Linked DNA regions of Homo sapiens: region 1 is linked to region 2. Evidence: read pairs that join two places in POLR2A ChIA-PET (ENCODE). Cell type or tissue: K562. All regions are shown on one strand. Links, peaks and the distances in the headings refer to the core of each region. The heading gives the core; the rest is flanking DNA. Region 1 has its middle 12 kb from the start of EDN2. Region 2 has its middle 4.6 kb from the start of GUCA2B.

Region 1 (2,904 bases), core at 100-2,599, 660 kb before region 2:
TCCTGCAAACTCAGGGTCAGAGGACCTCTGATGAGCCCAGCACCCCACAGCTCCAAAGAACTCCACGGTCTCTGAAACCAGGCTGCAAGGGCGAAAGGGGAAAGGCTGGCAGAGACATCCTGGGCAGGGCCCCTCCCACTACCTCATTTTCCAGCTCTGACAAGTGCTTACCCTGTGGGGGACAGGCAGCTCACAGCTCGGAAGTCGCCTGGCTGCCCTAAGGAGGCCCATCCCAGTATGGCCCTGCCCGGCGGGGCTTAGCTCGCCCTTCTCTATACTTTGGTGTTGCCCGTATCACCGGAGGGTGCTGGGGACGCAGGTTTGTTAAACCCTTTCCCTCTTCCTTCCACCAGACAGTAATACTTGGATCCTCACTTGTGATTTTCCCAACAACCCCTGGGGGGCCCCCTTCTGCCGGCACCTACTTGATGGGTAAGAGAATGGAGGCTTAGAAAGGGACGCATCCCGGAGCCCCACGGACCAGTCTCAACCACCAAAGGGCAGGGAGCCTGGAACCCTGCGGGCCACAGGCTGCGCAGCTCACTTGAGGGGACACATGTAGATTCTGAAACCTTACAGCCCGGGTTCAAATCCTTGCTCTGCAGCTGACTAGCACCTCACCTCAAGCAAGTCAGTGTCCATGTCTCATTCCCTGCCTGGAACCGCCTTGTGCCTCAGTTTCCACATCTAAAATGGTGATGCTAATAGCACCTTCCTCGGGGTAGGTGTGCGACTTAGGTGAGATAACTCATACCAAGTCCTTACAGCCGTGCCTGGCAAATGCCCCCTCGGCAGATGGAGAAAATGAGGCTGAAAGAGAAGAGGGGCCCCCCGGCAGGGATTCGCCCCCCGCCACGGGCCCCACGGCCGGGCGGTTCCTGCAGCTGCCTCTCCCTCTCCGACGTGTTTGGGAAATCCTCGGGCTGGGGGCCCGAGCGCGAGCAGCCGCGGCGGACCTGCAGGCGGCGGCGCTCGGCCCGCCCTCGCCTCCCGACCAATTTTGGGCAAAGCAGGGGCGGCGGCGCGCTACGTGCCGGCCATGAGTCAGCGCGCAGGAATGCGCAGGACGCTTTGTTCCCTGCGCGGCGGACGAACGTGCTGGGACCGGGGCGCGGCGGGGCCTGACACGACCGCACGGGCAGTACGGCCACGTGCGCCCCCAACCCCACCTCCGAACCGCAGGGCCACCCGCGCCTCGCCTTCCCCTGGGGCCCGGACCCCTGCGGGGGCCCTGAAAGCCCAGCCCGGACTCCAGCAGTCCCCGGGGAGCTCCGGCACCCTCCCTAAGCCTCGGGCCGGGGGGGTCTGGTCTGAGTGGTCCTGGCCGCCCAAGCCCCTGGGTGGCTCGCAAAGAATCAGCAACTGCGGGGAGGGCTGCCCAGGAGGAGGGGGGGAGCTGCCCCAGAAAGACTGGTGGGAGGCACGGAGACCTCGAGCGGCCACAGCAAGACCTGACGCTGCCCTGGGGAGGCCGTGTGGGGCCCGTCACCCCTTCTCCACATGGAGGCTGGTGTGGGAAGGAAGCGGGGGCTGGGTCCCCCAAGTCCTGCCTCCAGCTTGCGGGGTGTTTCCCTGAAGCCACTCCCCTCTCTGGGCCTGGGCCTGTCCAGTGGGAAATGGGATGACCCTGGCAGTCTTGCTCTTCCCCAGAGTCCTGGGCTGTGTAACGAGGTCTCCAGCCCAAAAGTGCTTTGGAAAGGAGTGTAACCACCTTGAGAAGTCTTGGCAAACTCCAGATGGCCACGCAGAGGGCCTTTTGCGGGTGCCAGGCTATGTCTGGATCTGACCGGTAACGCTGAGTGCTGGGCATTGCTGCTGTGGAAATGCAGGTGCAGAGGGGGTGACGTCATCTGCCCCCAGCCACGGGAGGACTGGCAGGGCAGTTAGAGCCCCAGGGCAGTTTGACTGGGCACCCCTTCTCCTGGATGGGTGAAGACCCTTCTCCTGGGGAATGGCGGGGTGGCTCCCACAGCTGCTGGACGCTGCCGACCGTCAGCCCTGGCAGAGGGAGTGGGGAGTCTTGAGGCTCCACTGCGGGCTGCTCTGAGAGGGTGCGGAAGCTGCTGGAGTCGGGGTCCCTCCTGCCCTGTGTGGCCTTGGGCACCACTTGCCTTTTGGGTACTCCTGTGACTGCTCTATCTTCACAGGAGGAATTCCATTTTAGCTTCCCCATCCCTGGTGGGGGGCAGCGACTAAATGGCCAAGTCTGAGCTTAGGACGGGAGGTTCCTCGGAATGGGATTTTTTTTTTTTTTTTTTTTTTTTTTTAGAGACTGGGTCTCGCTCTGTCACCCAGGCTGCTGAAGTGCAGTGGTGCTATCATGAATCACGCAGCCTCTAACTCTTGGGCTCAAGCGATTGGATGGAATTTTTTAATGCTGTCTTCCTTCCCCCTCATCTGCAAGATCCCTAACACCAGGGCATAGCAGCCCACAGTTCTGCCCAGCAAACAGGGCTGGAGCATGGGGGTCCCAGCTGGCCTGGGGGCCCTTTGCAGGAAGCCACCTTTGTCACCCTTGGCCTCAGGGACTCCGCAATTGAGCAGGTCCTCACTGGGGTCCTTGCCAGCCCCTGGGACTCAGTGTATTCTGGAACTCTCTGGCTTCTGTCCCTCTTAGGCCACATGTTCTATATGGGGGACATGGATGTCCTCTAAAGAGGATGACCTGTCTTTACACCAGGTCCTATCTTTCATGGCCTTGTTCATACCTTCATGTCTGTCCTCTCTTGGTACCCTGACCTGGTCTCCACCCAGCCTCAGCTGGCCCCCTGTGACTGGCACTGGTAGAAGAGGCTGAAGCCCCCCCGCCCCTCCCTCCCCGTAACCATTGGCTCTGCCTGACTCCTCCCTGTGTGGTGGTCTTACCCATAGATAGCATGGCTGCACCTTGGGCAAGGTTGATGC
Region 2 (2,904 bases), core at 311-2,810:
TTGGCACTTGCCTGTAGTTCCAGCTACACAGGAGGCTGAGACAGGAGGATCACTTGAACCTGGGAGGTTGAGGCCATAGTGAGCTGTGATCACACCACTGAACTCCAGCCTTGGCAACAGAGCAAGACCTTGTATTTAAAAATAATAATAATTATAGGCTGGGTGTGGTGACTCACACCTGTAACCCCAGCACTTTGGGAGGTCAAGGTGGGAGGATCACTGAGGTCGGGAGTTTAAGACCAGCCTGGCCAACATGGCGAAACCCCGTCTTTACTAAATACAAAAATTAGCCAGACGTGTAATCGCAGCTACTCAGGAGGCTGAGGCAAGAGAATCACTTGAGCCCAGGAGGCGGATGTTGCAGTGAGCCGAGATTGCAGCACTGCACTCCATCCTGGGTGACAAGAACAAGACCCTGTCTCAGAAAAAAAATGAAAAAAAAATAAAAATAATTATTATTATTATAATTATAACAGCCAATGTTTATTGAGCATTCACTCTATCCCAGGCACTATCCTACTCACTTGGCACTCATGGTAACTCATGGAGTCCTCACAACAGACCGATGAAGCAGATACTGTTATTATCACCCCACCCAGTCTAAGAAGAGTCAGGTACAGAGAGAAAAACTAAGCCCAGATCATAGACCAAGCAAAATGACAAGACAGGGCACTTCCCAGGACATGTGGGCCAGGGTCCATGCTCTGACCACCATATTACTCCCTTGCTCCAGCGGATGATGCCTCATGGGGACCCAGTGCAGCCTCCACATCCTTGCAGCCAACCTCAGTGCCTTTATTCAGGCTGGGAGCCATGCTGGGAACTTCTGGGAGCAGGGCCTTTCCAGAGTGGGGTCCCCCAAAGCCTTGGTCCTGGACAGCCGCGGAGGAGCAAAGTTGGAGGCCAAGAGGCTGTGCCATCTGAACTCAGCTCCCGAAGACCCGGGTGCATGCCCAAGACAGCAGCTTAGTTCTGCTCATGAGTCCTGCAATCTCCCAGACTACAGGTTCCTCCTTGCCGTCACCCCACAGGCAAGGCTGGTGAAGGGCCTTTGCAATGCCTCCTGCAGTTCTCTGGGCCCCTACTTCTCACCCCTCCATCCTCACTCACTGGGGCCTTTATCACTACCTTTGGGCCAGGCCAGACCTTCCTTCCTGGCCCTGCGTCCTGTGGGCCCTCCATGCCCACCATGCCAGAGGAGCACCGCAGCACAACTCTGATGGTGCCCCTACTCCTCCATGGCTCCACACTGCCACCTACCAAGTCTAACCAGAGCTCGTGCACTAGCTAGATCTAGACTTATCTCCCACTGCTTCCTGCAGCTACGCTGGCTTCCCACCTGCCTGCTGGAGACAGCAAAGAGAAGTGCTGCTGTCTGAGTCCTGCCATGTGCCAGCCACACGGCTGTGCTGCTGCCCAGAAGCAGTGATGATACCAGCATCAACGAGCTGCTCTCTGTGGGCCTGGCGGAGCTTCTTCTTTTCCTTCTTCTTTGTTTACCATCTCCCCACTTCCTCCCAAACCCCAACCCCTGGTAACCACTATTCTACTCTACTTCTATGAGTTCAACTTTTTTAGATTCCACATTTCAGTGAGATCAAGTAGGATTTGTCTTTCTGTGCCTGGGTTATTTCACTTAGTGTAATGTCCCCCAGTTTCATCCACTTCGTCACCCACAACAGGATTTTTTCTTTTTTAAGGCTGAATAGTATTTCATTGTGTATATATATCACATTTCCTTGATCCATGCATTTGTTGATGGATGCCTTGGTTGATTCTATATCTTGACTATTGTGAATCATGCTGAAATAGATATGAGACTGTAGATATTTCTTTGATATACTGATTTCGCATTTTTGGCTATATGCCCAGAAGTGGGATTGCTGGATTGTATGGCATTTCTAGTTTTAATTTTTTGAGGAAACTTCATACTGTTTTCCATAATGGCTATGCTAAATTATCTTTCCACCAACAGTGTGTGAGGGTTCCATTTTCTCCACACCCTTGCCAACACTTGTTATCTTTTCTTTTTGCTAGTGTGTGTGTGTGTGTGTGTGTGTGTGTGTGTGTGTGTGTGTGTGTATTTATTTATTTATTTATTTGAGATGGGATTTTGCTATGTTGCCCAGGTCGGTCTCAAACTCCCTTGCTCAAGTGATCCTCCCGTCTCAGCCTCTCAAGTAGCTAGGATTACATACAGGTGGGTGCCCCCATACCCAGCAAGCATCTTTTTTTTTCTTTTTTGACAAAAGTCCTTCTTACAGATGTGAGGTGATATCTCATCATGATTTTAATTTGCATTTCCCTGTTGATTAGTGATGTTGAGCACCTTCTCATATACCTCCTTGCCTTTTGTATGTCTTCTTTTGAAAAATGTCACCGGGCGCAGTGGCCCACCACTGTAATCCCAGCACTTTGGGAGGCCGAGGCAGGTAGATCACCTTAGGTCAGGAGCTCTAGACCAGCCTGACCAACATGGTGAAACCCCATCTCTACTAAAAATACAAAAATTAGCTGGGCATGGTGGCACATGCCTGTAATCCCAGCTACTCGGGAGGCTGAGGCAGGAGAATCGCTTGAACTCAGGAGGCGGAAGTTGCAGTGAGCCAAGATCACGTCACTGCACTCCAGCCTGGGTGGCAGAGCAAGACTCCGTCTCAAAAAAAAAAAAAAAGAGAAATGTCTATTCAGTTGCTTTGCCTGTTTTTAAATTGGGTTGTTTTCTTGCTATTGAGTTGTTTGAATTCTGTATGGATTTCGGATATTAATCCACTAGCATATGTTTCATTTGAAATATTTTGTCTCATTCTATAGATTCTTTTCATTCCTTACCTGTGCAGAAGCAGTTTAATTTGCTGCACTCCTTTTTGTCTATTTTTGGTTTTGTTGCCTGTGGTTTTGGGA

What was found. Peaks named below come from ENCODE experiments on the same cell type or tissue, not always from the same donor. Only the 100,000 strongest peaks of a DNase experiment are listed, where the experiment ranks them.
Region 1: POLR2A ChIA-PET joins it to region 2 with 5 read pairs; 1 of 35 experiments calls an interaction of 5 or more read pairs at or near these places.

The regions. Positions count from the first base shown.
Region 1 is chr1:41,495,348-41,498,251 of GRCh38, forward strand. No RefSeq gene overlaps it. Among named protein-coding and RNA genes, the nearest start is that of EDN2, 12 kb to the left of the region's middle. RefSeq lists an enhancer at 808-1,356 and silencers at 880-1,069, 1,210-1,259. In K562, for the core only: a CTCF peak has its summit at 401 (motif pointing left); DNase peaks (open chromatin) are centred at 414 and 1,054; H3K4me3 peaks cover 800 bases.
Region 2 is chr1:42,156,537-42,159,440 of GRCh38, forward strand. No RefSeq gene overlaps it. Among named protein-coding and RNA genes, the nearest start is that of GUCA2B, 4.6 kb to the left of the region's middle. In K562, for the core only: a CTCF peak has its summit at 1,263; a DNase peak (open chromatin) is centred at 1,289; H3K27me3 peaks cover 670 bases.